Regions from separate parts of the Homo sapiens genome. Here region 1 is linked to region 2. Evidence: chromatin loops called from intact Hi-C (ENCODE). Cell type or tissue: ascending aorta. All regions are shown on one strand. Links, peaks and the distances in the headings refer to the core of each region. The heading gives the core; the rest is flanking DNA.

Region 1 (16,428 bases), core at 4,211-12,210, 82 kb after region 2:
TGGTGACTTTGTTGAGTTCATCTACATCCTTGCTGATATTCTATCTGCTTGTTCTAACAATCATTTATATTTGTTTACATATGTCTATATCAAGTGCCAGGATTTTACCAGTTTGAGTGAAGTGAAGAAATCTTATCTTCCTTTACATCTCTTTACTATTCCCTATAATAATATAATTGCCTTAAATATTTCTTCCACATAAATTTAGAACGGCATCAAACATTTTTTATACGTATATATTTTGTTTCAATTATCAAACATGATTGAAGAAACTCAAGAGGAGAAGACAAATGTATTTACCCATATTTCTACTCTTCCTGCATTCTTCCTGATGATACAAGATTCATTCTTCTATCATTTCCTTTCCATTTGAGAACTTCCTTTGGCCATTCTTTTATGATAGTTTTCCTGACAAGTTCTCTTCTTCGTCGTCTTTTTTTTTTTAAATTTAAATCTACAATGTTCTAACGTCCCACTCCTTTCTTAGGAATGTTTTTGCTGTATATAGAATTCTGTGTTTACATTTTTTTCCCAGAACTTAAAAATGTTGTATCACCTCTCTTAGCTGTCCTTTTCTTTAAAAAAAAAAAAAAAAGGAGAGACAGATAGAAATTGCTGTCATTCATATTGTTTTTCTCCTGTAGGTGAGGTGTACTTTGTATCTTGTTGTTTTTAAGATCTTTCTTCGACTGTGGTTTTCAGAAGTTAGATTGTGATGTGTCTTTGGATTTTTGTTTGCATTTATTCCATTTGGGGTTTGCTCAGCTAACTTGATATACAGGTTTGTCTCTTTTGCCAAATTTGAGTGTTTTTGCCTTTATTTCTTCAAGTACTTTTTCAGCTCCACACTGCTGCTTCACCCTGGGATGTTGATATTGGGAGTGCTAGATCTTATGTTATAGTCACTTAGGTCCCAGAAGGTATGTTCATTTTTCAATTTTCGGTCTATTTGCTCTCTTGTTCAGATTGTGTAGTTTCTATTTTTCTACCTTCAAGTTCACTGATTTTTTTTTTCTATTTTCCCTCTATTCTGCAGTTGAGAAAATCCACTGACTTTTATTTGGTTGTTATTGTATTTTTTAGTTCAAGCATTTTCATTAGGTTCCTTTTTATGTCTTCTGTGTGTTTGCTGAGGCTTTCTATTTTTAATTTGTTCCAAGCATGCTCATAACTGCTTTTTAAGTTGTTTTTATAACGGCTGCTATAAAATCTTTGTCAGATAATTCTAATTTTTCTGTTGGAGTCTATTGACTTTTTTTCTCACTCAGTTTGAAATCTTCCTGCTTCTTAGTATGATGAGTCATTTCTGATGAAAACCTGGACATTTGGAATATTATGGCATGAGGTTCTGGATCTTCTCTAAATCTTCTATTTTATCTGGCTTCCTCTAACATACTCCTCCAGGAAAAGAGGTGGAGGGTGGCACCATCTCATTCCTGGCAAGGGAGGAATAGAAGTCAAGGATCCCCACTCAGCCTCCAGTGACACATGCATGAGGGAGGGGCTTTCCCCTCCCGAGAGTGTGGGTGGACTTTCTGGCTGTCCAGCAAGCCGCCCTGATGCCACCTGGGATGGGAGTGCTTCATGACTGCTCCTCATGTGGCCTCCACTGATGTCAAGCATGGATGGCTTTTTAACCACTGGGCATTGCTAAGATTTCTGATTCATCTCTAGGCCAACGTTGATCCAACCCCCGGTGGGAAAGGGGAGACGCACCCAGTTATGGTGGGGTGGGGGTGGAAGTCCTGGCTCCCCATGTGGTCTCCACTGATGCTGAGGGAGTTGAGGTAGGGTGCACAGAGCTCATTACCACCTGGCAGGATGAAAGTCCCTACTCTCCTCCTCAAGACAACCCCAGTCAGGGTTTGTAGGTGCTTGGTCACAGCCTGGAAAGGGTGCCAGTCTAGAGCCTACTCTTGGCCTTTGCTGTTGTGAGTAGGGGTGGGACCCCATTTTTTCTGTGGTGTTTGGCTAGAATAGAGCAGACAGTGTCTAAAAGTTTCTGTCTTTCTAGGCTTCCTCTTTCTCGAACCTCTGGAACTGTCTGATGTGAAAGCCTTGGTCTTTGTATAGCGCAGACATCAATTCTTTGTTAGCATATGCCTTGAAAACACTTTTTCTACTTTGCCATTTGTCTTAAAATGTTTGTTGTTTTACTGTTGTGTAAACATATTTATATACATAAAACCTGTATTTGAAGCTAAATATGTCATTCTTCCTTTATGTGTGCATCTTATTATTCAGGCATTTTTAGAAAGTCTTTCTGTGCCTAAAGGTTATAAAATATCACTCACATTTTCTTCTAGTGTGTTTCTTTTGTTTTATGATTTTTATGTTTTAATCTGTGATCCTGCTAGAAAAATGCTGGCATAAGAAAGGGGCTAAAGATCTTGACTTCCTCTCCCATTTCCCAAATACTTGTCTGACATCATTTACTGAAGAATTATTTTCCGTTGATTTGGAAAGCCACATTTTTCACTATTAAATTTCTATTTATGCTTGAGACTATGTCTGGGTTCAAGTTTCATATTAAATTCCTCCCTGAACCCTGCCCCTCCTGGTTCTGTGTCTTTACACAATGCCAGTGGCATCCTTCATTAACACCACAATGTCAGCATCCTTCAAAACATCTCTTTGCCATGAAATGAGACTATCCCACCCCATCCACCCCACATGTGATTCACGTTATCTTACTTGAGGCCTCAAGGTCCTGCACTGCCAGAGCTATATTGGATCTGAGAGTCGTCCCTGTCATGCCACTGATGGGGAAACTGAGGATATAAAATTAAACAACTTGCCTGGCAGCACACAACACATCAACAGCAGAACACAGGCTAGGTAGTTTATGCTTCCCCACAATACGCTTGGCCTCTGCTCCGTCTCCGTTTCTGCAGCGTCACCCATATCCGGGTCCTTGTCCTTCCCTTTGCTGTTTGTGCTGGTCTCCTGTCCTCATCCCACTGCCTTCTAGGATGGTCTTGGTAAAGCAGGAACTGTGCAAGAGAGAAGAGGGGACGGCGTGTTGCCTGTGTGGGAAGTTCTCCCATGCTGCAGCCTCTAGGCCTTTCCTGCACCACGTGGTGGGTAGTCAGGGCCTCCCCAGCCCCAGCAGCCAGGCTCCGGAGGCTCTGCTGAAGAGCAACTTCAGGTGGGCCAGGGGCATTCTCCCACTCACGGTGTGGGTCCCCAGGGATGCCAACTGCCTCAGAACCCCTTGTGAGAATGCATGGAGCAATGCTGGCCTCAAGAAGCAGTGTCCAGTACTAAGGGCGGTGGGAATGCTGGAGCGGAAGTGAACTGACCCGCATGGTGGCATGGAAAACGGGCGAGGGCAGATGAGGAGCAACGTGTGCACGTGTTGTGGTGTGTTTCAGAGATCAGAGACACAGACTGTGTGCACGAAGGAGCTGCTGGAGGTGGGGATGTCTGTGCCTGCTGGAGACGACGTGGGAGAATGGATTTGCAGTGGAGACTAATGAGCATGAAATGTTCCTTTCTGGGTGGGGCCGGCGCACGGGGCGGGATGGCGGTGGCTCTGTTACTGGAGAAATGCTTAGCGCCAAAGTCGGATGTGAAGGAGTTTGGAAACTGTGTCTTTCCATGTATTACCCGTAATGCCCTGACTGCTGGGCTGTAGCTGGGGTAGACTTCGGGACTCACTGACCCCAGAGGCCGTGACATGGGGCTTTTAGGCCATTTTTGAGCAGGTTCCCACAGTGTTACCATAAGGGGTGTTTGGTTCTGGAGAGGAAGACAGTGGTGGCTAAACATGGTTGACAGGATTTTCTCATGAAAGCTCATATAAGATCTCCCCTGAGATCTTCTGGTAAGAAGAGAATTTTTCAGGGGGATATAATTCTAGCTTTGTGGAATCGAAGCAATCACTGGAGCAGCAACTTTTCCTGATGATGTGACCTCATGTTTCTTCTTCCAGACCCCATTTCTAATACCAAGTTGGCATGGCCTGAGAAACTTTAGGTGATGTGAATTACTCCAGGTGGCCTTGAATCCTCGTGCATGCAACTCGTGTGACTCCGGCTGTGACTGGAGATGGGCACTATTCCAAATATGCTTCCTTTGCCTCCAAAGATCTGGCCTTTAGTTTTTCTAGGCTGAGGCCTGTCGGGAAAGGGAGTCGAGGAAAGTTGTGAGAAAGCTCGATAACCATGGGCAGAGAAGAGAGCATTCTTCCCAAACATGCTGTTCAGGCAGAGTCCCATGGAACTCATGCTAAGTCTGTCACAAAAACAGGAGCAGGTCTTTAGAGTGCTCCCGATTCTGGGGGAAAATGAGAAAATGAAAATTCCCAGTGATTCTGTTTTGAGAGTATGTATTTCTTTAAGTGTTAACACAGGGGGATATTGACCAGAAATGGCTGCTTCTTGTAGTAAGTGGTTCCCCTACAGAAACCTTAGAATTCCTAGCTTGGAGTGAGGAAAACAGAAGAAGTTCACCCCTCCCCAGGTGCTTAGAGGGGGGAGGTGGCCTGTTGCCTTGGCTGGTTTACCATTTTTGTTTTCAGAGCACCATCATTTTAGTCATTAATCAGTAACGCTGGCAGGAAGTCACCAGTTGGAGTGAGTTCATGCATCATCTTGGAAAATACTTGCTGTTTTATCTACACTGGAGAAATCTCACAGAAGCAGGCTGTTGCAGTGTCAGAGAAAGCTAGGTCCCGAGCTTGGCTTCCTCACCTAGCTAAGTGGGTGACCTTGATTCTCTCTGAACTTTTATTTTATCATCTCTAAATATATAGAGATGATAATACTGTCATCGTAGAACCTTTGTTCAGATTAGAACACACACACACACACACACACACACACACACACATACCCCTAATGCATCCAGCTCCATATAATTGGTACATAGTTGAACCTCAACATATAATTCTTATTATTTATTGCTTTACAAAAATAGAAGGTATTTTGCATAGCTGCAAACTATGTGGTGGATATGCTATTTGAAAGGAGACATTTAGAAACGGCTTCAATTTGCTGGTACTAGATTTTGAATGGATTGAATTTGGAGGTAGTAGGATTTGACGTAGTTTTAGAATATTTGAATCTGGAAGCTAAAATGATAACACCCATTCTACTCTAGAGGTAACCTCTCTATAAAAAGCTACCATGAATAATAAAGAAACATTGCTGCATATATCTTTTTCATTTTTTTGATGAACAGGATGTGATGCCACTGTAATGGTATTTAGTAAATTATTATGCTCCCATTAAATTATAGTCCTGTAGCAAATAGTTGCAAATTCAATTACGCTGCTTAGCTTCCAGCAATCCTGCATATTCATCAAAAGCTTCTAAAGATGGCAGTAGCTCTAAATTTCAACGAGGAAAAAGACATATTAGGTAAAACATGGGTCAAAAGTCAATCAGTTAATGCTCGGCTCATCATAGTCTCAGATCAGCTTGGTCACTGCCGTCATCTTTCACTGCCATGAGCCTGCTCTGAGGTGTTTTGTCCTAAGGAGACCAACTACCTTCTGTCCTGTTCTTGCCAACCCATCCCACTTTCCAGCTGCCAATGGAGAAGAAGCATGGCTGATCCTCCTCTCTTCCCATGTGGAAGGTGCTGCTGAGGGCAGACCTCCCTTGGGAAAAGGCAGGCTTTTATCTGCTGAGCTCAAGGTTAAGCCTGCTACGAAATCTCAAGGGCAAATAATCACTTGGGGATTATAGAACTCAGTAACAGGAAATCTGAGTGTCGGCTTTCAGGGATTCGTGTTTCTTTAGGGGAGAAGGTCTGAATTAAATAGCTTCCCCAAGGAGAGCTAAACATCCACTGTAGACAAAGAAGTCTTCAAAGCAAGGTCAAAGGCAATAAGCAATATTTGCATGATCCAAGGAAGCCACTGTCTGGAGATTGCAAGCTCTTTATAAGAGGGCTGAAGAGTGACATCAAATGAAATGAAAGAGGCTGTGGGAGAAGAAATGAAGTGTGTCTACTGACAGAAATGTAACCAGAAAAAAGGACTTGGTCTGATGTCTTAGGGTAGTAATGCTAGCAGCAGCTTGGCAGAGTGGAAACACCCTTGGCTGTGGAGTTGCATTCACCCCAGGTTCAAATCCTGCTTTGGTGCTTACAAGTGGTGACCTTGGGCTAGGTCTGCATCTGTAGATGGAAACAGTGTCCCTTCTGTGTTTCTCTTGAGAGGTATCAACAACCTGCTGAAGGCATCCTGGTACAGTGAAAGAGATCAGAGTCTCTGAAGCCAAATGGCTATGGTCTGAATCTTGTCTCCCCTACTTTCTAGCTGTGTGGTTTTGGGCACGTTCATTTACTTCCCTGTGCCTCAGTTTCCTTATCTGCAATGGAGCACACAATAGTACTTATCTCAAAATGTTGATCAATATATGGAGGATTGATTTTGGGATTCTCTGAAGATACCCAAATCCTCAGATGCTCAAGTCTGTGATTTAAAATGGTATAGTATTTGCATATAACCTACGCACATCCTCCCGTATACTTTAAATCATCTCTAGATTGCTTATAATACCTAATGCAATGTAAATGCTATGTAAATAGTTGTTATACTGTACAGTTTAGGGAATAATGGCAAGTAAAAGAAAGTCTGTACACATTCAGTACAGATTTTTTTTTTCCTGAATATTTTCAACCCACAGTTGGTTGAATCACAGATGTGGAACCCACGGATGCAGAGAGTCTATGTATGTGCAATGTACTTGGAACAGTGCCTGGCATCTAATAATATGACTATATAAGTCTTTGTTTTTATTGTGATTAGGAATATTATTATTATGACTCCTTGAGGAAGTCATATAGTCCTCAGAGAATATTACTTAGGGGAATTACAGAGAAGGAAAGCATGCTTTCAGATAATCAACAGCTGTTCTTCATTTCACCGTACACGGTGACCTGTAGTCCTTTTCTACCTGACAGAGGTGATATTTTCCAACACCATCCATCTAATTGTGATGCACAGCTGGGGACTGAGTTCCATTATGCTCCAGAACCCCTTCCTAAAACATCCATTGCTCTGCAACCAAGATAAAGGGTAACTCATGAACTCATTCCTTGTCTCCAAAAGTTGATTTATTACTGTCAAGGTCAATACAATACTAAAATACCTGGCCTTGAACCACCATTGGGAGTATTTGAGCAACCATGTAGCTGAGACCACACCAGCACAGGGGAGCCAACTGCTCCTTTATTGAGTAGAAAAAAAGAAATCTGAGTGTCTGTAGACAGGAAGAGGCACTGCTGATTCTACAGCTGTATGGTAGGCATGAGCTTTTCGCCAATATCTGGTTCTGTCAACAATCAGAGTCATGGGAGAAGTGTGTTCTGCCTTCTTCAAAGTTCACTGTGGGCCTGTGATTTGCTTTGGTAATAACCCAGAGAGTAGAGCCAGGAGATGCATGTCAGTCCTGGGTGAAATCCCTCACTTGCTGGGGTGGGGGCGGTGACTCTGAGCCCACTCTTCCCTGCTTCTTGTGCAGAAGCACTTATAGGCAAGGTGGGGACATAAGGGCAGGGCATCCTGAAATTCTGAGCTAACCAAAGAGGATTGTTAGCCTGCAGGGGAGATAAACTTCTCTTTGATAGGCCACTGTTATTTTGGTCTTGTACTTCTTTTCTTTTCTTTTCTTTTTTCCCTTTTCCAAGCGGAAGCATAAAGTGATCTATGTTGGCTGACGGCTTATAAATGAGCACGTGTAAATAAAAAGGTGATCATTAGGAATTGAAAGACATTTCCTCCATGCTGAATATAGGTCATTTTTTTTGATCATTGTGAAAGTGATGTTCACACCATTACCTAGCTTTCCATCAGCTTTTTGAGAAAATGTTTATTACGTGCTCATGTACAGGAAGGGAAAGTATGAGCTGGTTGTTACAAGAGGAAGGCGGGTTTTTGACACGTTGGTTAATGTATTTAAATGAATCTGGTGAAACCCTGGTGAAGTGTCATGGTCCATTCTTTGCTTTCTACCTTCCAGCAACTTGATCAGTGACATCAGGGAAGACATTCAAAGCCACACTTATTACATTTTTGGATCATGAAAAATTGAATGCATGCACCCAGGATTTGTAATAATCTTGCCGTCTAAAATCAATTAGATTCAGATTGAATTGTGCCTGGTTGCATGTCGTGCTGTGCTTTTAATTTGATGGTGTAATATAACATTTCTGTTATCATTCACCGTAATGCTATTTATTATCTCAAAAGATTGATAACCACTTAAGTGTCCAAGGGTAGGGGAATAGTTATATGCATTGTGATTTATGTCCACAGAGGACATTTAATATCATAAGGAATGCTAAAGATATAATGTTAAATTAAAAGATCAACTAAATATGAAATTGTATACAGTATGATTCCAATGTGGTTTTAAAAGGAAAGGACCTGAGTACTAAAGGCAAGGTTTTCTTCTTTCTGTCTCTTTTTTATTTTCCAATAAATTTTTACATGAGTAGGTATAATTTTTATAATAAGGATAACATGCTTTGTACAAGATAGCAAACTTTACATAAGGATTTAAAGGTTAGGGAGAGGGTCCTCTTTCCCACATTTAGTTAGGATCTGCACCAACCTCACTACCTCAACTGGGTTTATCATGCCCAGGATGAGGCAACAAATTTGCGATATTTGCAGTGTTCTCAGTGCTACTGCTGGAGTTATGCCAGCTCTGATATATGAGTTACTATTCTGACATGGTTTAAGGTATTTTCCAGAAAACTGTATAATAAAATATAAGTGCCAGGCTGAACTGACATGGCAGTAGTTGGGGAAGACTTAGCATTCAATTATGTTTTCTATCTAAATATAACCAATGTTTTCCTGACTTAAGGTATTCTTGAATATGCATTAAGAAAGAACACTTGGCCGCGTGTCGTGGCTCATGCTTGTAATCCCAGCACTTTGGGAGGCTGAGGCAGGCAGAACAGCTGAGGTCGGGAGTTTGAGACCAGCCTAAACAACATGGAAAAAACCCCGTCTCTACTAAAAATACAAAATTAGCTGTGCATGGTGGTGTGTGCCTGTAATCCCAGCTACTGAGGAGGCTGAGGCAGGAGAATCGCTTGAACCCCGGAGGCAGAGGTTGCAGTGAGACGAGATGGCGCCATTGCACTCCAGCCTGGGCAACAAAAGTGAAACTCCGTCTCAAAAAAAAAAAAGAAAGAACACTTAAGCATTTGTATTGTTTTAGATAAAATTAATAAGGACCTAAATTTTAAGTGTATTTAGAAAGTATTTTTCAATCTAGACAAAAGAGCGTTTTCAGTAGTTTTTGTTGTTGTGTTGTTGATTCTAATACTGCATCTAATTTATCTTTTTCTACCTTTATATACCTTTATAGGAAAATTAACATATAAATACTTCAAATGATATTTAACAATATAGTTCAGAGCTCGTTTGAAGATTGCCTACTCTATAGCTTACGTGGTACAATGCTTGATTTAGCTCTTGCTATTGAATGTTCTTTACTTTAAAAACAGCATTAAATGCAAAAAATTCCACAATTATTCTATTTTTTTCATATAGCATTATAACTGCCATTCTAAATGCAGTCTTCACTGGGCTATGTTGTACTGGAAAATACATATTGTAAAAGGTGGGTGAGTTAGCAGTATACTTTTGTTTCTGAGGAACTTGCTTGCATTTTAAATTTGGAATCTTCTAACAACCTTATTCATGGTTTACTCCATTCTCTTTAATAAAATGTATTTGGGAAAATTTACTTTGATTTTTAAAGGGACTCTTCTGATTTAACCTGATTGCTGTGTCATGTATATACTCTGGTCCACTTGATTTTTTTTTTGTTTTTTTGGTAGAGATGGGATCTCACTATGATGTCCAGGCTGGTCTCAAATTCCTGGCCTCAAGCAACCCTCCTGCCTTAGCCTCCCAAAGTGCTGGGGTTATAGGTGTGAACCACTGCACCAGAAATTTCTTTGTAACTCATGATTTGAAATAAATATGATTGATTAAAGAAAAGGACATTTCACAACAGGTATATAACGAGCTTTATTGAAAAACATATTAGAGATAATTCCCTGAATACACAATTATTGAGCACCTAGAGTGCTCGAGGCCTGGGATGCCCTAAATCATTTTGTTAGCTCTTGAAGAAATGCAGATCTTATTCTCAACTATACTTGAGTGTTTGGAGGCACTGAATTACAGCACTGAACTGTTTGTCACAATATTACTGTTAGTGTATTGTAACAATTACAGTGTGTTCATTCTTCTCTCTCCCCGTACTAATTTCCTTCCTTACAGCTGATGGTGGATTAAAGCAGACGCAGAGAGGAGAGGGCAGGATTGTAACCTCAGCCACTACGGGCAGGGATGAAGGGAGTGCTGGGTCAGATTCTATGGGGGCATATTTGAAAGACTTTCCATCATGCACCTCTATCATGCATTTTCTGTCATGCACAAGAGTACAGTTTTTCAAAAATGAAAAGCAAAGCAAAACAACATACACAGGTCAAGGATACAGGGTTTGTTTGATTTGGGTAGCTATCTGGGAAACAGAGAAAGCAAGTTAGAGGAACTTGGCTTGTTAAGGTGAGATGTGCATATTCATGCAACTGTTAGGTTGGTGCAAAGTAATTGCACTAAAAGCAATGGCAAAAGCCGCAATGACTTTTGCACCAGGCTAATAGTTAATCGGTTCAAATCCTTAGGAAACCAATGTCTACCTTCAAAAGGAAATAATTATGGTTGTGAAAGTCTTAGGCAAACATGCTTCGGTGCAATGCAGTGAGATGGTTCTCGGGCCGTCTGGTGGGTACAATGAAGTTTCCCTGCACCTTCCTTTCTCCTCATGCAGGGCTCCTGAGTGGCATCCAAGGTCTTGCGTACTGAACTGACTGAGCCTTTCACTTTTTGACTAATTGTTGTGGCAACAAGACAGAACATCAATTCATTCATCGTAGCTGCTTATAATATGCCAAAGTATAGTAGAGTGTGAAGCAGGAACATCTTTATGGCAATGGGAGCTTCCATTCTTCCCTCTGCTCTGCGTTTTGTAGATAATTTGGAAAGTCACAAGTCATGGGAAAAAAAGGCTTTCCTAAACCTGTTGGGAAATATCTCTCCCTTGTATTACACATGAATTATTATTTGGGAAAACTGAAAGGCTAAAATATCTTCAGAATTAGAAAACTAGGCAATATTGCTTTTTTCCTTTATTGCCCATGGGGCTGCTGAAATAAATATATTTTATTGGAAATAAAATTTTGAAGAATATTTTGCTTTTAAAAATAAGACGCCTCACCAAAATTCAGAAACTATAGAACACATTTTTTAAAGTAAAAGTTACCCTGATCTTCCTACTAGAAACAATCACTGTTTATAAATGGAGACAACGAGAAAGATATACATGCACATTTATAATCTCATATAAACATTATGTAATTCTGTATGATATCTCAACTAGGGATAGTTACAGAACATTTTGTATTTTTACTGTTCAAATAATTTTAGAAGTAAGAATATTTTCTATTATTTTAAATGCAAATGTACATACCTTATTTTATAAACCTCATTTTACTGGCTGTATAATATTCCATTCTATATTCACAACGGTGCTTTTTTAAAATGTAAAAATTCCCTTTTGGTATAAAATGATAGGTTGTTACTCTTTCTACCTACCAAAGCATTGTACAACTGTAAGAAGATATTTGTTAGATCAATGCACTGTGCTAAAAAAAATCCACAGAATTTGGCCAGCAATACGTATCATATTCACCCACTCTCGTCCAAAACTAGAAAGAGTTAACATATGTGCTGCCTCCATGGGCACAGTGTGGGAAGGAACACAGTCTCCTAGTTAACTGTTTTGTTTTTTTTTCTTAAATCACACCCATAATGCAGCTAGAAGTGAATGTCAGGCCAAGATAGAAGCATTTCTATATTCTAATGAAGACAGCAATAGGATTACAAACAAGAAAACTCGGAATACAGAGAACCAAAAGTGAAGGAAAGGATTCCGTTAGACGATCTGTGTTGACTGTTCACCACCACCAAAATGCTGTCATTTTCTAATTAAATACAAAGAAACTATTCTCACTTGGTAAACTATATTTCATTCATATACATGATAGGAAACCTTGTAACTTAAAAGGAGAAACCATATGAATAGTTCCGGTTTGGATTTTCAACTCCGATTTTAAAGAATGACGAAGCTGTTTTGAATTCATAAATATATCTCACTTACTTAATTGTGTCCACAATAGATGAAGCTAAAGTCATCCCCGCTTGCTGGCTTTACGGATCGCCTGCACTTCCAAAATTAGAGCAGTTGCTGTCTAGACCGACTGACAGGTGTTCAGTTCAAGCTGTGATCTCCTTGGCCTGCAGGACCACTCTTTGTGAAAAATGCCATCCCCATTCAGGCTGGGGAGATGCATTTAATCTTGGTGCTGCTTGCAGACAGACTTTAAAAAGCTGTCCCAAGAATACATCTTTGCCAGTAGTTTAGTATGTCAAACTGAGGACGAGAACCGTGCTCTATTCTTAAGATGCAACGATTTGTGGATTGGGAAGATTAGCCAAAAAGAAAGCTGGAGGTCAGGAAGGCGGCCAGGCCTTGGTGTGGGAGCCCAGCCACCCCTGTGAGATTGGGGAAGGGCACGGTGGCCATGGAAAAGCACCATGGGCCTGGTGTGGTGGCGCACACCTATAATCCCAGCACTTTGGGAGGCCGAGGTGGGTGGATCACTTGAGGTCGGGAGTTTGAGACCAGCCTGACCAACATGGAGAAACCTTGTCTCTACTAAAAATACAAAATTAGCCGGGCATGGTGGCATGTGCCTGTAATCCCAGCCACTTGGGAGGCAGAGGCAGGAGAGTCGCTTGAATCCGGGAGGCAGAGGCTGTGGTGCACCAAGATCGCACCATTGCACTCCAGCCTGGGAAACAAGAGCAAAACTCCATCTCAAAACAAGAAAGAAAAAAAAAGAAAAGCACTGTGAGGAAGGGCACACCCCAGGGTGGCCGTTTTGTGGCTTAGTGAGATGTGACTGTCCAGAATCCTTTGTTTATTTAATAATTGTATACAATATTTTTTTGTGGAAAATAACATCCTTATCAGGAGTTGGGGAGGGAGTCCTTGTGGAAAGGAGAGGCCTGAAGAATGAAGTTACAATATTCTTCCCCGAGAGGCTGGGTCCGGTGAGATGAGCGTGTCAGGTATAATGTGGTATCTTGGAAACTTGGAAACTCTAAGTATGCTGTTACTTTTTTAAAAAGGCATTCAGGCCAGGCGCAGTGGCACACACCTGTAGTCCCAGCTACTCGGGAGGCTGAGGCAGGGGAATCGCTTGAACCCGGGAGACAGAGGTTGCAGTGAGCTGAGATTGTGCCATTGCACTCCAGCCTGGGTAACAGAGTGAGACTCAGTCTCGGGGAAAAAAAAAAAAGAAAAAGGCATTCACCATCATCGCCTTCCATTGCCCAGACAATGGAGCAGAGCATGGAGGGTGGGGGCCAGCCCTGGGTGGTGGAATGACCCCGTGCGTGTCTGGCTGTGACACGTGCGGCAGCTCAGTAGTCCACAAGCAATGCCGCCACAGGACCAAGCCTGAAGGTTGACTCAGGACTCGTCATGTGCGTCAAGAAAACTGAGGAGAGGATAATTTATGGCATGTGCTCTGAGATTCCCTTAAATAGAAAAGACCAGCCGTTCAGCCTTTCTCAGTGTGTCCGCTCTCTCCCGTGCCTCTCACTGAATGGCTGGGAAACACAGACCTACAAAAACCAGCAGGAAGAAATTCCGGTGCAAGCGCAATGTCCAGATTATCACACGGTCCCACGTTCCTTCCTACAGACGCCCACCCCGCAGAATGACTGCAAGGCTCAGGGAGGCGAGGGGCATGGAAACACCTGGCTCACTGTCTGGTGCCTGGCTGGGCCTCAGTCAATCTTCCTTTCCTTCCCCAGAGTGAAATGTGACCACTGATACCTCCCTTCATATACCAAAGAAGGAGCTTATTTAATAAACCCCAGGTAATAATTCACTTTAGAATGCACGCTAAATTATAATTTATACATATCTTATTTTTAAACTGAGCACTGCATTAAATTTTAACTTTGAACAAAATGAAAATTAATTAAATTCCTCAGTGTATACTGAGTAGATATTGAAAATGTTCAGAGTAAGGTTCTGGAAATTACGACATTTACAAAGGATAAAACACAACTGGAAGATGGCGAATGGGCTGTTACCAGGTGGGCTGACTAAATTCCCTGCAGTAACTCACTGGTTTAAAAGTGACACTTGTAGCCTCAGAAGATGCTGGAGTTAGAATCACAGAGAATTGTTAGGTATGTTGGAGATAACACATATACAAATGTTTTAAAAAATCAAAATTGTACTGGATTTTCATTAAATCAGCTTAATTAAAACTATTTGCTGAAGTTATCACAGCTATGCATCTACTTTCCTTAAAATAATAAATATTTTAAGGGCTGTATTGAACAACTTGCTGTCAACCCCAAAAAAGTAAACTTAAAGAGGCTTTGTGGCCGGGCACGGTGGCTCACGCCTGTAATCCCAACACTTTGGGAGGCCCAGGCGGGCGGATCACGAGGTCAGGAGATTGAGACCATTCTGGCTAACACGGTGAAACCCCGTCTGTACTAAAAAATACAAAAAAAAAATTAGCCGGGCGTGGTGGCGGGCGCCTGTAGTCCCAGCTACTCGGGAGGCTGAGGCAGGAGAATGGCGTGAACCCGGGAGGTGGAGCTTGCAGTGAACCAAGATTACGCCACTGCAGTCCAGCTTGGGGGACAGAGCCAGACTCCGTCTCAAAAAGAAAAAAAAAAAGCCTTTGTGTTTGGATGGAGAGGACAGATTGTGTGTGTGTGTGTGTGTGTGTGTGTGTGTGTGTGTGTGCGCGCGCCTATAAGAGCCGTAAGATGATATGCCAGAAAGCAGGGAGATTTAGGACCTAGGACCAAACTGTCTATGGAACTCACTTCGAGACAGAGCTCGGAAACGATGTTCCACCCAGGTCGGACCTGGCAACTGAGAGCCCACTGAGCACGCAGGGCCTGGAGACGAGGGTGTGGCGCACAGCAGATGCGTTCCCCAACCACCCCGGTATCCCTCCCAGAGGGCAGAGTCATTTACCGGCTCCCACCAGGCCTCCTGCCCCCTTGCCGTAATAGACTGTGGACAGCGTCCATCTGATGGCCTGTTGTGGTACAAGCAGCCCTGGACAGAAACAGGAACTGTGATCAGGGCTCTCGCTGTCACTCTGCACATGTCACTTGTAGTTTTCTGGATACATGGGTCTCTTCATTCACACAGGTGGGGGCTGGGCTGGTGCTCTCACGGACAGGTCCTCTTGGAGCCGTGAATTGGGGGCGCTGACATTTGGCCGAAGAGCAAAAAAGTCAAGAATGCAATGAAACCTGTGTCTTTAGCATCATTTAGTGGCTCATGTTGCCAGTTGAGTTAGAGAATACACAGAGAAAGTCCGGAGAGTTTTTACTGCAGCGTTTTCCAGGCCTTTTCCAAGGCTCAGCTCTTAGCAACATCGCTCTCATTTGAATATCTACTTGAGCTGGAAATATTTTATTATCATTTAAAATACTTGGGAATTCATCATGTTAGGATTCGTATTTCCTGCAATGAGAAAGAAGGGAAGCCATTAGCCTCATTTAAGCACCTACTGTTTTCCAGATCTTGTTCTCAGCAATTTTGCATGTATTTCTTTTTACAGCAGAGGGATGGGTGGTGGGGTGAGGGTGATTTCACAGCTCCAACTTGCTCTTTCATTGACTCCCAGATTTGCACTGAGAATTCAAGTTGGGTGTCTGAGAAACTCAAGGACAAAGGGTGAGAGGTTGTGGTGTAAGAGGAATTCTTAGGAGGAAGCAAAATGGTGAATCTTAGCTTCAGTGTAGAGAGAGGTGCAACAGCAAGACAAGCAGACAAACAAAAAAAACAGAAGTGAAAACCGAGTTCAAAGGGCTGCAGGAGTATGCAGGAGGTGAGGGTAGCTCATGCTTCATTTGGGGAGAGGAGAGAAGTCTTCCTAGAGAGGTGAACATTGAACTGGGCCTTATAACACAAATGAAGGGCATTCCAGCAGACAGACCATGACAGAAAGGGGTGTAGAGGTCAAAGTGAAGCCAGCGTTAGGGCATGAGGTGTTTGGGGAGGGAGGTGGAGCCCCCTGGGCCTAGAGCCTAGAGTTGGGGTAGGCCATGCTTGGGAGAGTCCTGTGTCCTCCTGTGACTTGACCCTAACATAATGCAGCCGATTCTGCTGGCAGAGGGAGGGGCCTAGAGAATTAGCAACCTGTTTCCCACTCCTGCTCAGTCAGTGCCCTGGGAGCACCCTGCAAGCTTCTCTGGACTTTGTAAGTGCACCCGAGGGAGCTTGAATCCTAGGAAGTTAAAGAGAAGAGAAGCTTCATTTTGTGTTGGGAAAAAAA
Region 2 (16,428 bases), core at 5,042-13,041:
ATGTTAACTGCTATGCTACTGCTACTACTACTAGTACTACTATTACTACTACTACAACTGCTAGTACTATTACGACTCCTGCTGCTACTACTAGTAGTACTATTACCACCACTACTGCTACTACTATTGCTACTACTACTACAACTGATCATCATCACCATAATCATTATTGATCATATCTAAACTGCTTTTTGGAGGCTACAGATGTTTTTACCAGAAGCTGTATAAATCCATGTATGTCAGATGGCTTCCATTCCTTACTGGCTCCATAATTTGGGGAAATCTACTTAAACTATGTGAACCTCAGTGTCTTCACTTTTAGGTGGAGACAGTAATGGCTCCCATACTGGGAAGCGCTGTGTTGATGTGGCTTAGTGATGGTGGTTACCGCTGTTCTTTCATTCATGTGCAAGCCATTCGGTCATTCTCCCTCACGCTGTGGCTCTCACTGTGATTCACCCCAGAGGCATCCTTTGAGCATCTTCTTTGCACCAAGTATGTTGCTGTTTTTCTCATGTCAGTCTCTGACCCACATCTGCACCTTTACACTTGCCTGAGATACTGTAAATTGGAGTGAAGCTCATATCTATTAGATATTAATTAGCTATATATAGATGATTAATTTTCCTATAATGGCCATGTTTATTCTTGTGAATTTAAGGTGACAATGGGCTTCTTTTGGTTCATAATCATGACAATTATTCTTCCAAATGATCCAAATGTTAACCTGGTGATATTCTTTCTTTTTCTTGTGAGGATGTCTAAGAGTTAAGAGGTTTGATCCAAAGGAGAAAAGCAGAAGATGTAAGATAACCATTCCAACAGCAGCTTTGGGTGAAATTGATTCACATTGATCACCTATTCAACAGAGTACTGAGTATGAGATATGCTTCACGGTGTCTGTTGATTGCCCTGATTAGAGAGATTCAGAGTTAGAGTTCTTGGAGTCTTTGTGTACCTCCTTCTAACTCTTCTCTAGAGGAAAGGGACCCAGCCTGTGGCACAAGTATGTACTCAAGTACTTACAGAGAGGAGTTAGGTGCTGTTTGCTGAAAAGGCATCTCACCATCGCATCAGACTTTTGTTCCCAGGGGTTCATTTCAGAAGATATAGCATGACTTTTAGGGCATATCCAAATCCCTGTCAGAATACACCAGATGCATCTTGCTTCTCACTCTCCATCTCTTTTATTTTAAAAATAGATGCTATTGTAGCTTTGGAGTCCCTGACCAAGAAGGCAACGGGGCTGGATTCTATTCCTGGCCCTGCTGCTGTTGTCTTGCTGCCTGGCAATTCACTTGACCTTTCTTCCCTTTTTTTCCCCTAAGGAAGACGCCTGCTGTGGATAGACCCCATGGGGGCGTTGGGAGGGTTTCAGGAATGAATACAACTATCTCAGGCTATAATACGATGCTGCCAGCCACTTTGAGGCTCTGGGATGAAAGATGCTGTGTGAAAGAGAATTGTTATTACATTTTGTTAAAAATATGGATCAAAGGCTGGCTATACAGTAAGTGCTAAATGTTAATTATTGTTATAATATCATAACAAAGCAGATGCCAGAATGCTAGATCCCATGAGAAAATCCATTATAATAAGCCAGTGTGAAATGTACATATTACAAAGATATTTGGCAAGAAGGCAGATTTGGTTTTGAAATCTCAATGAACAATTAAGTAGAATAAAAAATAACTTTTAATGCTATGACAAATATAAGTGTCTTGACAACTCTTTAACATAAAAATAAGGAGCTGCCTTTTCCCCATACAAAAGAGGCAGCATTGTTTCTTTCTTTTTCCCCTGAGCAAAAGATATATTTCCTTGGACATGGAAGAAAAAAGTAATATTTGTCTTTACAATGACCCCTTCGACAGCCCTCTTTATGACAGGTAGATCCAGGAGAAAATTCTCTAAGTTTATAATAGCGCAATGAGCAAATCTATTTTTAAATGGGTTCAGAGTCTACTGCCTGTTTCTCTTTCCTTCTGTTTTTTTTTTTTTTTTTTTTTTTTTTGACGTTGTTTCACTCTTGTTGCCCAGGCTGAAGTGCAATGGTGCGATCTCAGCATCTCAGCTCACTGCGACCTCCACCTCCTGGATTCAAGTGATTCTCCTGGTTCAGCATCCCGAGTAGCTGGGATTATAGGCATGTGCCACCACGTCTGGCTAATTTTGTGCTTTTAGTAGAGATGGGGTTTCTCCACGTTGGGCAGGCTGGTCTCAAACTCACGACCTCAGGTGATCTGCCCGCCTCGGCCTCCCAAAGTGCTGGGATTATAGGCATAAGCCACCGCTCCTGGCCCAAATGCATGTTCTATTTGATGGTGTTAGAGAATGGACTTTGATACGTATTCATAAATGCCACCAGCTTTTTTGGGCTCAAGCTTTTCACCTATTTTCAGATCTAAAGTGCATAGTCCATTATGTGATATCAGCTGGAAAAAGGAAGAGAAAGAGGGAGAGAAGGCATAGGAAGATGGATTTAGAAAGAGAGCCCTATCCTAAAAAAAAGACCGAGGTCAAGAGAACGTAATTTTTATATCCTAGTGCTTTTTAAGAATGGATCATGCATGAATTCACCTAGCATGCTAATTTTTTCCCCCAGAATATTGTGAGAAATGAATAACCAACTCTCAGGGGAAAGAAGAAGTCTGTATTTGCACTGGGCTATGTATTACCTTTGAGGAAGAAAGGGAGAGTGGAGGACAACCGCACACCTCAGAGCAAATTTGCAGTAGATCGTGTACCCTCTGCTGATAGGATTATGGCCAGATTATAATTATAATTGCCTTGGCTGTGACTCTGTGTTTATTTGCCTTGACATGGACCCAGCCACCTAACTCATTCCACACTCACTTCAGTTTTTCCCTTTGAACTAATTTTGCAGTTACAATAACTTCTAAGAATACATCTGTTGACTGGACATGGTGGCTCACGCCTGTAATCCCAGCACTTTGGGAGGTCGAGGCAGGTGGATCACCTAAGGTCAGGAGTTCGAGACCAGCCTGCCTAGCATGGTAAAACCCCGTCTCTACTAAAAATACAAAAACTACTGGGGCGTGGTGGCAGGCGCCTGTAATCCCAGCTGCTCAGGAGGCTGAGGCAGGAGAATTGCTTGAACCTGAGAGGCGGAGGTTTCAGTGAGCCAAGATCGTGCCACTGCATTTCAGCCTGGTGACAGAGCAAGACTCTGTCTCAAACAAACAAACAAACAAACAAGAATGCATCTGTTACAGGAAATCAACAAACTCCATATTTGTCAGTCAGTTGGTCAGTTATGTGAAGGGGAGAAGATAAGAAATCAAATACAATAACAAATAACTTGTTTGGGATTAGAGTTGGAATGTGAAAACATCTAGGCTTTTGCATTAAAACAAAGCATTCAGGATGACTCACAATAGAGGCCAAGGGAAACCACTGCCCCTGTGCCTGTGAACTTCAATGGGACAAACCTGCAAAAATGCCTGGTCTCTGGAAGAAGCAGCCACACCAGATGAACATGGGCTTGGGCTGGGACTGGGCCCCAGTGGGGCTGGAGGAGTGTGAACAAGGATCCTGCCTTTCTCAGGACACGGTCATCATTTCTGCAGCCCCCGTAATATCAAGGAGTTTCACGAGTGCTTTGGAGCCATTTCTTAAACTTAAGTGGGGAGTTGAATGACAGCCTCAGCACTGCCCTCAGGATTTCTTGGGAAAATGAACAGGGCAGGTGAGATGCAGGTACGTGAAGAGAAGCTAGGGGGAAGGTGGGGGCCCCATCAGGTCCCAGCCTCTTACAGTAATTCCCAAGACAAGGGGCTGAGTATCAGAGTGAAAGCCCTTGAAGAAGCCTCCGTGTCTCTACGCTGGACAGCTCTCTCTCGGCCTGCTCTTCAGCAACTGGTGTAAAAATTAGGGCCATTCCTGGTGTTCATTTTAAGTTTGGATTCCTATGGTGTTCCATTCATTTTTACAACCAACCTTGCTTATGAAGGCACGTCCACCAGGTGCCAGGCCAGAGGGACGTAAAGTGAGCTGAGACCCTGCCCTGCCCTTGGCCTGCTAGATACCTAGTGGGAGGCACAGCTCCAGGAAGCCAAGCTCAGAGAAGATTCCTGCAGAGATTCCAGAGCCAGGAGAAAGTGAGGGGCTGGAAGTGAGGAAAGCTGTCAGAGAGCAGGGACCCTGATCTAAGTTTTCTCAAAGGAGGAAGTGCACTCCTCAGGAGGCCAGGTATCCATGAAAAGAGTCAAACTCTGTAAAATATTTGAAGAGATTTATTCTCAGCCAAATATGAATGACCATGGCCCATGCCACAGCCCTCAGGAGGCCCTGAGAACAAGTGTCCAAGGTGGTCGGGTACAGTTTGGTTTTATACATTTGAGGGAGGCATGAGACATCAATCAAATACATTTAAGAAATACATTGGTTTGGTCCAGAAAGGTGGGATAACTCAAAGTGGGGGCTTCCAGGCTATTGGTAAATTTAAACATTTTCTGGTTGACAATTGGTTGAGTTTGTCTAAAGACCTGGGATTGATAGAAAGGTTAAGATAAAAGATTGTGGAGACAAAAGTTCCTTTGAAGTCTTGTAGTGGCTGCCCTAGAGACAACAGATGACAAATGTTTCCTATTCAGATCTATAAAAGGTGCTAGACTCTTAGTTAATCTCTTGAGGAGTGGGAGGGCCTGGAAGATAAAGATCTAGCTATGTTAGCAGAGATTCTTTGCAGATGCAGATTTTCCCCCACAAAGGACAGCTTTGCAGGGCCATTTCAAGATACAGCAAATAAACATGTTTTGGGGTAAAATATTTTGATTTTCTTCCTTGTCTTGTAATGTTATACCAGAGTCACGTTGGAAAGTAAGTCACAATATATAGGGTCAAATAAAACTCATCTGATGAGAATGTATGGTTTGTAGGGCATGACTCCCCAGACTCCTTAAATAGGAATTTGGGCAAAATAAAAAAAATCAGAGCTTAGTCCTCATAGGCTAGGGAAGAAACCATGTGGGCAAAGAAAGGGTAGTGAGAAACCACTGTGATTCCAGGGGTGGCAGGAAGCTCTGTGCCCTGATACCATGCCCAGGCCTGGGGGTGGGGGGTGGAGGTAAAATCAGGTTCCAATCAGGCTTAGAATGTGTGTCACAGGCTGAATGGTGTCCTCCTGAATTTATATGTAGGAGTCCTCACCTCCAGGAGCTTAGAATGTGACTGTGTTTGGAGATAGGATGTTTATAGGGCGATCAAGTTAAAATGAGTCCTTTAGGGCGAGCTTTGATCCAGCATGACCCATATCTTTATTAAAAGTGGAAATTTGGATGCAGAGACGGATGCATAGAGGGAAGACGAGTTGAAGAGACGCAGGGAGAAGAGGACCACCTGCCAGCCAGGGAGACAGGCCTGGAAGCCTTCTCCCTCCCAGCCCTCAGAAGGAACTGGCCTGCTAACACCTGGCTCCCCGGCAGCTGGCCTTCAAGGCTGCATGATGACACATTTCTCTTGTGTAAGCCACAGGCTTATGATGCTTCGTTAGGCAGCCCTTACAATGGCGCTGAGCAGCTTGGGCTCTTCACACCTCTCGGTGGATCTATTCCCCTAGGCATCAGGTTACAATGCAGGTTTGGACTTGGCAGGGTTGGCGTGGGCCAGACACTCGGTGTGACTGACAGCCCCCGGCTGCTGCCAGTGCTGTGGGTCTGCTGACCACACCATGAGGAACAAGGCATTAGACCAAAGATTCTAAAACCAAGCTTCACTGAAGAAGCTCCTGGGGAGATTTTAAAAAATACTGGTGTCAGGACTCCACCAAAGATGGATGGCTTTAGAGACTAGGGTCGGGGCTGGGCCCTGGTATTCATCCTCCAGCACTCTGGGGAGGCTGCTGAACAGGCAGAGTTGAGAATTCCTTGGCCTGGGGGAACCACTGCAGTGTGCTGCCTCGCAAGAGAGTGGGGCTAGGGCTGTGTGAGATGTGTCACCTCTGGTCAGGCCAAGTGGGGAAACTGCCACAGATTGAAGCTCTTTCCAGGTTTCCTGGATTTGCCTAAGAACAAAATACGAACAGTACAATTACAATGCGTCAGTTCAAAAAATAAATTAATTAAAAAATTAACAAAACCCCACACTAACAAACCTCATCAACAAGGGGGCATGGCTCTGAAAAAATAGACTGGGACCATCACAGCTGAGGAGAGGCCTAGGGGAAGGAAAAACATTTATACCCTGGGGGAGGGAAAGAAACACTACCAGCCCCAGACACAGTCCTGCCCAAAGGCTGAGGCTTCCTGAGATGGTAGAATGTGCCCAGACTGCCACTCCAGTGGCATCCAGCATCATAAAGTGGGTTAAAAGGAAGGATCTGTAAGACACAGACTCTCTTTGGGGAGCAACACAGAGGGAAGGCCCAAAGCCAAGGGGGAAGACACGAATAAGGACACCAGGGAAAAAGCTTCAGGCACCAGTATCTGCAGCACCCGTTAAACACAGCCTAGCTCTTGCCAGATTAATACAAACCCAGGAGTGTTCCGTTTGATGCCAAAAACTCATGTTTTTCTCACTACAAACACGCCCATGAGTTATCATACCAAATTATTTCAACAACCAACAAAGCCTTTTAAATTATGAAAACAGAGATGAAAATAAGACTTCACCAGCTTCAAGATATGGTTCCTATGTGTTGAGTGCTAATTATATTCTAGACTCACATGGTACTGTCCTTAATCCTCATTTGTTGTAATAATTTTCAGTGTACTTTCTGATAGGGCTTGGAAGGGTGAAGTCACCAGGCAAAAGTCATAGGCGCTACTTGTTGCAGCAGAACTGGAAACCAGATTTGCTGCAGCTGAAGCTGGTGCTGTCACTACCACGCCATGCTGCTTTTTATAGGAGCTTCAGCTCTAGAGGCAGGCAGCCCTCTTGCAATGGGACTTAGTCCATGTTAGAGAAAAACCTGCTTGCTTGAATATAATTATTGCTTTGTTTGGGTGTGTAGATTATTCACTGAAAACAGCCTCGGGAAAACAGGGCCTTCAAAAGAGATAAAAGAAAATACCAGACCAATGGCTCTGGGCATCGGCTGACGCACCTGATAAGAATAGGCTGGTGGCCCCTGCGGAAGATCTCAAAACATTGACCAAGAAAGCAATGATTAACTTCCCACCTGAGACTGCATACGTTTCACGATAATGTTTTGATGATGTTTCCCTTAATTTTCCCTTAAAAATCCCTGATCCAGAGGCATATCTCAGAGAGGTGGTCTTTGAATGCTAGTTCACGGCCTCCCCTGCATTGCCAGCTTCTGGAATGAAGCTAACTTTCCTTTCACCAAAGCTCCTCTCTTGAGTTTTTGGCTTTCAGGCATCAAGTGTCCTAGACCTGAGTTCGTTTATATTATGATAGGGTAAAAATTATGGAAACCCAACTGTGATCCATGTTTTCTCTGATGGGCGGGCAAGGTCACCGTGCTGATAAGAGGAACCAAGCTTGCCCAGACAGCCTGCAAAGAAACAGGGAAACCGACCTGAGCTCCCCAGGGTGGGTGGTTCAGAGGAAGTAATGAACATAGTTTTGGAGACAGAGCAAGTTCCTCTAGCTCTAAGTGACATTTTGTGACACCTCCTGATAAAGAATCGAGTACTTGGGGCTTTCCTGGGAGGAGGACTCTGCACATAGAATTACTGGGCTCCCTTGTCAGAATGGGTGGGGGATTGTCCCAAGCCCATGGGCCAATCCCGGCTTCAGTTAGCTTTTAGAATATTTTTATTAAAAATGCTACTGATGGGAAAATACCCCACAACATTTCCTCAACACTATTGAAGCACTCGTCATTGGGAGTGTGCGTGGCACAGGATTTTAGAACAAAAAGCACGAGCCTTGGGTGTTTGTGTTGGGGAGACCCAGATGAGAACCCGAGGACTTAGAGCTCAAGTGTGGGATCCTTGAGGAACAGTCCAGAGTATCTGGGGAGACTTGGGGAGCAGCGGCTACTGGTCCTCTTGCATTGAACTTTGTTTGCTCTACTTGGTGACTTTCGTCTTCCCTGCTGGACTCTCAGCTGCATGGGGCAGAACCCACCCTGGCTGAGGGGAGGCTGTCAGCCTTGGAGAGTGGTGCCTGTTCAGGAAGGGAGTGCTGAGCCTCTGGCAGGAGACACCTCCAGCTGATTGTGGGCTGGGGAGGGTGGAGCAGAGGTTGGAGGGACGAAATAGGAGAGTGGGCACCAAGCAATATGTTCTTGGGGTATTGTTCAGAAGTGAACACCACCAGATAATTTTTTTAGGGACAGACTATGTCCTTGTAAAGGGCAGGCTACTCAAGAGACACCACAACTGTAGCTGTGTCAGCTTATGATAGGCTCTCAGGAAAGTTGCCTTTGGCAATGACCCTCACCATGGCTGTATTAGTCTGTTCTCACACTGCTGATAAAGACATACCAGAGACTGGGCAATTTACAAAAGAAAGAGGTTTAATTGGATTTTCAGTTCCATATGGCTGAGAAGCCTCACAATCATGGCAAAAGGCAAGGAAGAGCAAGTCACATCTTACATGGATGGCAGCAGGCAAAAGGAATGAGAGCCAAGCAAAAGGGGTTTCTCCTTATAAAACCGTCAGGTTGAGACTTATTCACAACCACAAGAACAGTATGGGAGAACCACCACCATGATTCAATTATCTCCCACCAGGTCCCTCCTACAACAACGGGAATAATGGGAGATACAATTCAAGATGAGATTTGGCTGGGGACACAGCCAAACTATATCAGTGGCCTCAAAGCAGATTTTACTGAACAAATATCTAAGAATATCTAAGGGAGCTCAGGGATGGTGATCACCACTCACTTGGCAAAAATTTGTTGTTCATCCACTAAGCAACAGTCTCTGTGCCGGGTGCCAAGGATGCAGGGATCAATAATGGTTCTAGGTTGAACAAAACCTAAAATGTTAGAAAATAACATCAGATTTTGGATATCAGGACAGAGGGACTGTGAAAAAAATCCTACCACCCTTTGTGCATACAGGGCTATTCCCATCTGAACCGATGTTAAGGAAACCAGCTCTCAGAGGCGTATTGTTTGGAGTACATTGAGTTATCCATCTGGTCCAGCTTATGTAAATACCTAGCACTGCTGGGTGTCCCAGGGTCATCTCATGTAAGGATGCAAAATTTTATCTTTGGGTAAATTTATCTTTGGACACTCTGTCCACTATTTCAGTAGCAAAGGAAGTTCAACTACAAAAATCTAGTTTTCTAAAAACAGGGAGTAATCATTATTCTTTTCTTTACAATTCCATTATGCAGAAATCTATCCTGGAGTAGTTTTCAGGGTATTTATTTTTATTTTAAAAAACTACTTATAAAATAAGTGTTTTCTAGGGTCATAGTACATTCAGGGTAGCGAAAGGTAGGGACCAACTCTAGGTTAGATTCTGCAGTATTTATTCTTTTTATTTAAGCACCAATTAATGGGATAAGACCTTTATGTCTCTGGTAAAACCCAAGCAGTGCTTCCTGAAGGATTTGAGTCGTTAATTGGCTTCAGGGTTGAAGCTTAGCAGGGAAGCCACTCTTCCATTACACGGGAGTTGCTGCTAGCCAGAAGCCAGATCCCGACAGGAACATCTGACATCACCTCTCAGCCGGGTGCGGCCAGTGCCCAGCTCCGGGTCCTGGCCAGAGTACGGGTGGCTGGCAGGGACGTGCCCTTCCGCACATTGCCCCGATCTCCAGAAGGCTCTCTGCAGTGGATTCTCTGTGACATAGCCTGCTTGAAGCAGGGATCTGAGCTTTGCGACAGCAGCTCGTGGCCAAGAGCCAGTCCAAGTTCTACACGTGGCCACACTCGAGGGCATGCTAATTAGGACATTTGGACTGTATTTTATTAATGGCCTTTGGCAAAAGTCCACTAAGAACTCTGATGCCTATACCACTGGCAAGTGAGATTCCAAATTTGCTGTTCTCCCCAAAGCCACCACAGAGAAGCTTTTGGTAAGACTGCGAGCTCTCCCAGATGCACCAACGGCTTCAAAAAGGGGGAAATAAAAATCCAACTTTCCCTTCTGAAACAGATATACTGTTGGCTGAAGAGATTTTTTTTGCTTTGAAAAAATGTCATTGATAAATCCTGAAGCTAAATGTAGAAATTCTAGAGAGAAAAATCATGATTGGATCAGATCTTTTTTTATAAAGCCAAAGAAAATGTACTGGAAAATTCCTAGTAACTGAAAGTAACTTTTGTGAAGTCAGGAACTTCCAAACTAAACACATTTACAAATCCAGCCCTCTGCTGAGTAATTCTGAGCAAAGTGATTTGAGTGTGGCATTCAGTGAAATCTTATTTTTGCTATGCAAATCAGCTAGGGCATTTATGAGTGACAATAACACGAAGTTGATCTGCAAATCGGGTATTAGCTGTGTTGAAGATTTTCCTTTTTGCCAGTCCTAGGAAAGCTTTAGTATCTCCATAGATGAATTTATTTACTTTGTCATCATCTATTTCTCGAGCTCCGGCTGGTTGATAGGCTCTGAGTAAGTGCTGGGATATGGGCGTGAAGGAAGCAGACAGACCTGCCTTCACGCTTACGTGCTCTGTGGGGAACAGAGACTGGATTCAAAAATAAAATGTGTGCTTTATTCCACAGGCATTTATTGAGTTTCTGTGCTGTCCTATGGAGGAAGGAAAGATGACAGGGTCCAGGAGTGTGGTCAAGGCCTCTCCTGGCTGGCCAAGTGTTGACCCCAGGGTGGAGGTATAGACATGCATGTTGTGTTTCGAGGGTGGGTTTTGAGGATGAAGACCCAACTCACATGTTGCCAAATGCACAGTGTTTGAGGACAGGGTGAGGCTACAGGGAAGGAGGGCCTCGTGTTGGGAGGGAAGACCTGAGACTTCTAGAAGCCCGTGGCTTCCTCTGGGAACATTCCTGTGGGCAGCAGGGCCTGGCTGCTGATGGTCACCCAAGTGTCCTCAGCAACTCCTCCCTCCCGATGCCTGCTCAGCTTGCCTAGCCTGGCCTGCACAGCAGGAGAGGGGGCCAGCTGTCTCTTCCAGCCCCTGGCCTGCTCCTGCTCTTCTCCAGGAGGGGAGAGGCAGAAGCCCGGTGCCTGGGTGTGTTGTATTAACTCCTTCTTTATATGCCAAGAGCCTGAATTCTCCCGGCTCCAGTGCAACACAACTTGATTCCACAACTTGGACTTTTCTCTTGCTTCTCACTTTTAACTGGGTGCAGCTAGAGGTGATGGTCTCAACACACAAAGACTAGCAGAGTATAAGTGTGGCCATTCAGCTGTGAGCTTCCAGCCGTGTTATCCTGGCATAGCCCAGGGTGATGTCCTTGCTACAGTGCCATTGAATATATTTGGAAACAGAGGAGCATGAAGACACATACCCTAGTCTCTAGTTTTGCCCTGAGCTTTGGAGTCTGTCATGTTAGCTGTTGGAGTGGAGGAAGAGTCAGAATGCAATGAATGTGGTTGCCTGGATTCCTGCATTTGCCCAGGGCAGGGTGGGCTGGGGGCTGTATATAGTATGGACCAGCCCACTGGTGGGAGTCTGAGGGACTCAGGCTGGCAGGGGAGATCTCATCTGGACTCCTAAGGACCCAGAGGTTAAGGCAGGGAACAAATCTGAGTTCTGGGGTGATATGGGTGAAACTTGAAGTCCACTGAAATTTAAAGTCCAATGTCCAATCTGTTGTCCAAATAGAGTGGTCCTGGAGCCAATATAGGCATTGGTATTATGGGATCAGAGAGCCTGGAGATGTAGGCTCCAGTGATGTCCAGGGTTGGTGATCTGCAGTAATTCCTGAGGCGAAGTGGGAGAGGGGAGAAGAGGAGTTACTTGAGGCAAGTGACAAGCCACAGCTGGTATTCTTGTGGCCTGCTGTGTAGATAGGCCATTCCAGTTTCTCTTGAAGACTGGCATAGGGAGAACACCGTGTTCTGTCTGCCTGTTCTGTCATAGCCCCTTTCTGACCCTGGCTGCCTGGTGTGTCCCTAGCTGAGAATGGCCCTGCCCTTTTCCTTAGACAGGGATAACCTTTCCAATTTACACCTCATTCAATCCTCAGTGTAAATGTTTGCAAGGAAAAAATCAGCTTGTTATTTCGACTGCAGTATTTATACCCACCCATAAAACTACACATGGAAATGACAAACAAATTTATTTGCCATTTTTGAAAATTTGGCCCTTAAAGGGCATTAGCAAGAACATTGTGCCATTAGCACAGATTGTTTCTAAAACACTTGAAAAGATCCAAATTCTACTGAATTTGGGGGCCAAGTAGATTGAAAATTGTATCTTAAATTCCAGGATCTCCATGTAGTTTAGTGTGCACATTAGAAAAGAGAGCCATTTAGAAACGACCTTTATCATGCAAGGAGATGGATCTGAACCTGGATACATGTACATTCGAGTATCCAGTCATCCGTGGGCCATAGAAGGGCCCTTCACAGACACCTCCTGAGGGAGACCAGAGTGCAGTGGGCTGGGACCTCCTGCTGGGGCACTAGGGCTTGGGACGGGGGTAAGGTGGTGTATTAGTCAGTTCTCACGCTACTAATAAAGACATACCCAAGACTATGTAATTTATAAAGGAAAGTGAGTTTGTGAAACTCACAGTTCAGCATGGCTGGGGAGGCCTCAGGAAGCTTACAATCATGGCAGAAGGGGAAGCAAACATGTACTTCTTCACATAGTGACAGGAAGGAGAAGTGCAGAGTGAAGGGTGGGGAAAGCCCCTTACCAAACCATCATATATTGTGAGAACTCACTATCATGAGAACAGCATGGAGGTAACCGTCACCATGATTCAATTACCTCCCACTGGTTCCCTCCCGTGACATGTGGAGATTATGGGAACTATAATTCAAGATGAGATTTGAGTGGGGACACAAAGCCTAACCATATCAGGTGAGCTTGCTCCATGGTCTTCAATGCCTGATGGTTCCTTCTGAAGCACCCATGTCCCTGGGCGAGCACTCAGTGCTCCTGCCTTCCCTTTCTTCAGTAGCTCCTCACTGCCCATGGGAAAAGGCACACATGTCTTCCAACCTGCCACTCTCTACACAAACTCCAGGCTCGCTCTATACCATAGCCTCTTGGGTTGCCCCCCAGACCATGATCTGGCAGTTTCCTTGTCTGGAATCTTCTTCAAAAGTGGGATGACTGAGTCTCCTGTGCCATGTCCCTGGGACCTGCCTTCTGCCCCAAGCCGGGCAGCCAGAATCTCTCTCCTGGGAATTGCAAGAGTTGGCTGGAGCCTACCTGACAGAGGCCTGATGCACAGCCACCTGAGGGCCACAGACATGGTTTGTGAAGCTTCCCTGGCTCTGGCCACTCCATGGGGCTCAGTTTTCAGTCTTCCTTCTGTTCTGAGATCTATCTTTATAAAGTCCACTTTTTTCCTTAGCCGTAATAGGTAGTTATTGAGAGCTTATTATGTGCGTTCCTAAGCACTTTATGTATCGTCTTTCATTTGTTTAAAAAACTCTTACTACTTTGATATCACGGACGAGAAAACTAAGGCTCAGAAAGGTTATGTAGCTCCCTCAAGCAAACAAGGCTGGTGCTTTAATGCTTGGGCCACATGGCCTGTTTAAGTATTTCAATCACGTTGTCCATTTCTGTAGCTTGTGAGCAAAAGGACCTTACAGGATTCATCCTTTCTCATGCCTCCTCTAGGGTGACCTCATGGCTCTAGGTCCCAGCATCTCTGTGCTGGCTTTTTTGACTAGGTCATGCAGCATTAGAGGTTCCCTCCTCTGAACTCCAATAGAACATGGTCCATATTTATTTCATAGCTTTTGTTTACTTTTTATGCCTTCTTCAGTGGTAAAGTCCCTGAGTTATTTATATCCATTGCCTGGAGCAAAGTAGGAGTTTAATGCATATTTATTGAAGGAAAGTGCTTTCTTCTTCCCTAGAGTGGATAAACAGGAGGGAAAGAGAAAGGAAAGAGAGCAAGCCGGTGATAACAGTAGACATCTACTGTGGGCCTCAGCTTCATCTGTGCCTTCAATACAGGGCAGGTGCATCGACCTCAGGGTGAGAATTATTTTATGTTCAATTCCAGTAAGACCAAATAACCTGGCCTGAATTATTGCATTAAAATAATTTAGGAACTATTAATATATGTTGGTGGTCTTACCAAGTCTCAGGAGATACTAGGAAAGAGGAAGTTGGAGTGAGGAGGGAGGTGGCCACTGCTGGAGGATCTGGCTGGGGCCTGAGAGTGGGAGGAGACCAGAGGAGGAAGTGGCTCTTTCTGACTAGAGTGCCCAAAGTCTCCACTGCTAAGTGGCATCGGGGTTCAAGTTCAATAGCAAAGGGGGTGCCACCTGTGAGACTAAGGCCTGGCCAGGGAGGAGCCATCCCTGTGCTGGGAAGGGAGAGGTTGGTGGGAGGGTGTCTGGAGCTTCCATACTGTATTTGTAACAGGAGTAAAATCAAACTTGGTCCAAGGGGACATTGCAGCGAGCCTGTCAGTCTCTACCCCTGGCATTGTTATCGAGGGGGGAAAGAATGGCTATTTTAAAGGCTGGCTGAAGTTTGTGCTCTTGGCTTTAACACTGTGGCTCTTGGTCACTGGGACCCTTTTAAAACGAAGGTTCCTAAACTCCCGCTAAAAAATCTGTAATCCAGTGGGATCTGCATTTTAGTAGGCACTCAAAGTGATTATGATGTGAGGGGTTCTTTGCAAACCATTTCCCAGAGCCCCCATGGTGAGGACACATTATTGGACAATCTGTGAAGGAGCCTTTTGGTTATTTGATCAGATCATGGTTCTGGGGGAGTCTAGTTTGGAGTGGTTGAGACCAAGAGGATGTAAGTGTTTTGCATAGAAGGAAAACAGGAACCTTCTTGGAGTAGACAGGTTGTTCTGCTATAAAGTAATTTGCATTTTCTTACGGGCAAATCCTAGAAATGGGGATTTCAGTTGAGAATTGTGGTGGGAGGTAGGATAAGAACTCTAGGGGAAAAAGCTTGCTGGCCGCTGCCAACAGTTTGGGACCACAGCCCTGGCGGGGCCAGCCAGGGTCCCCTCTGGAAGCTAAACTTCAGCAGCAAAGACATGGGGTTTTATTTCTGGTCTGTACAGCAATTCTCCTCTTTTATACCCAGCCCTTCACTAAAGGTCTGTTACACGTGACAGTACTGGATGAGGGAAGTCTGAGAGTTAAAGGCCTGGATCCCTGCTTACCTGTGGAGCCGAGTGGCAGGGAAGATAGACATAACTGAGATGGTGTGTTTGTTTCTTGAAGCTGCCATGACAAAACTCCACAAACTGGGTGGCTTGACACCACAGAAATTCATTATTTCAGAATTCTGGAAGCCAGGAGTCTAAAATCAAGGTGTTGGCAGGGGTTCACTCTCTCTGAAACCTGAAACCTTTCTGAAGTGGACCCAGTTACTTTCATTTTAGGGTGAAGGACTTTAGTACGATGGTCAAGACAAGAACCGTGGAGTCAGAATGCCTGCATGCAGATCTCATCACCATGGGTAAGTGGCAAGAGCTGGGCGAAAGGCTAATCTCTGGGGCTGTCCGTGTTCTCATGTGTGAAGGAGAATTCTCTGTTGTCTGTTCCAGCTTCTGGTGTTGCCGGCCATCCTTTGCACTCCCGTCTTGCGGCTGTGTTGCTCCAGTCTCTGCCTCTGTTGTTACATTGCATCTGCTGTGCATCTATGTCCACATTTCCCTCTTCTTATAAGGACAGAGGGCCCATCCTAATGACCTCATTTTAACCTGATTACATCTGCAAAGACCCTATTTCCAAATGAGGTCATGTTCACAGACGCCCGGGGTTAGGACTTGAACAGATCCATTTTGAGGGCACACACAATTCAACCTATAACAGAGGGCTAGATGTGAGACGGTGCCCCCTCCTACCCTTCACTCTGTCTCAAAATCTTTAGAAATATTTTGATGGAGACTAAATTCCTGGTAGAAATATCAGCAATCTCTGAAATGACAGTTTGGGTATTTTTTCCAGAATATTATAAGACAAGGTGACCCCAGATGAACTTGGGCCCACTCTGGTTACATACGTGTCATGAGTGCTTAGTGAACTGTGTGTCAAATGAATTACCTAACTTCATTTGTACCATGGCCAACTCTGTGTCATCATTGCAGGATTCAAGTCTGGCTTGTCTGGGGCCAAGCTGAGTTCTCCATGCAGAGAGGTACTTAATAAAGGCTTCCAATGTTTGTGCAATGAAATGAAAGATCTGCGGGGCTGTTAGGTTCTCAGACAAAAAGATTGCTATGCAAATTCAGAGCCTCATTATTTCACCAAAGGTTGAAAAACTAAAAACAGATCTGGTAGCATAGTCCCCTTGGTTGGCAGGAGCAGTGCTTTGGACCCGGGTCACATTCTGATGTCTCCTTGATCATAAACACCTGGTTCCCAAAGCGTCCGCAGTTTGTTTCATTTTTAAAGACCAGGATGGCA

The links. Peaks named below come from ENCODE experiments on the same cell type or tissue, not always from the same donor. Only the 100,000 strongest peaks of a DNase experiment are listed, where the experiment ranks them.
Region 1: it touches region 2 in a loop (4-fold over the local background); 4 of 110 quality-filtered maps call a loop at or near these places.

The regions. Positions count from the first base shown.
Region 1 is chr2:8,159,947-8,176,374 of GRCh38, reverse strand. The region is part of intron 7 of LINC00299 (long intergenic non-protein coding RNA 299); the gene reads left to right. Among named protein-coding and RNA genes, the nearest start is that of LINC00299, 160 kb to the left of the region's middle. In ascending aorta, for the core only: no CTCF peak of the experiment used is centred there; no DNase peak of the experiment used is centred there; H3K27ac peaks cover 797 bases.
Region 2 is chr2:8,242,615-8,259,042 of GRCh38, reverse strand. All of the region lies in intron 7 of LINC00299 (long intergenic non-protein coding RNA 299), which reads left to right. Among named protein-coding and RNA genes, the nearest start is that of LINC00299, 78 kb to the left of the region's middle. RefSeq lists an enhancer at 4,401-5,272. In ascending aorta, for the core only: no CTCF peak of the experiment used is centred there; DNase peaks (open chromatin) are centred at 9,682, 10,572 and 10,902; H3K4me3 peaks cover 2,015 bases; H3K27ac peaks cover 4,535 bases.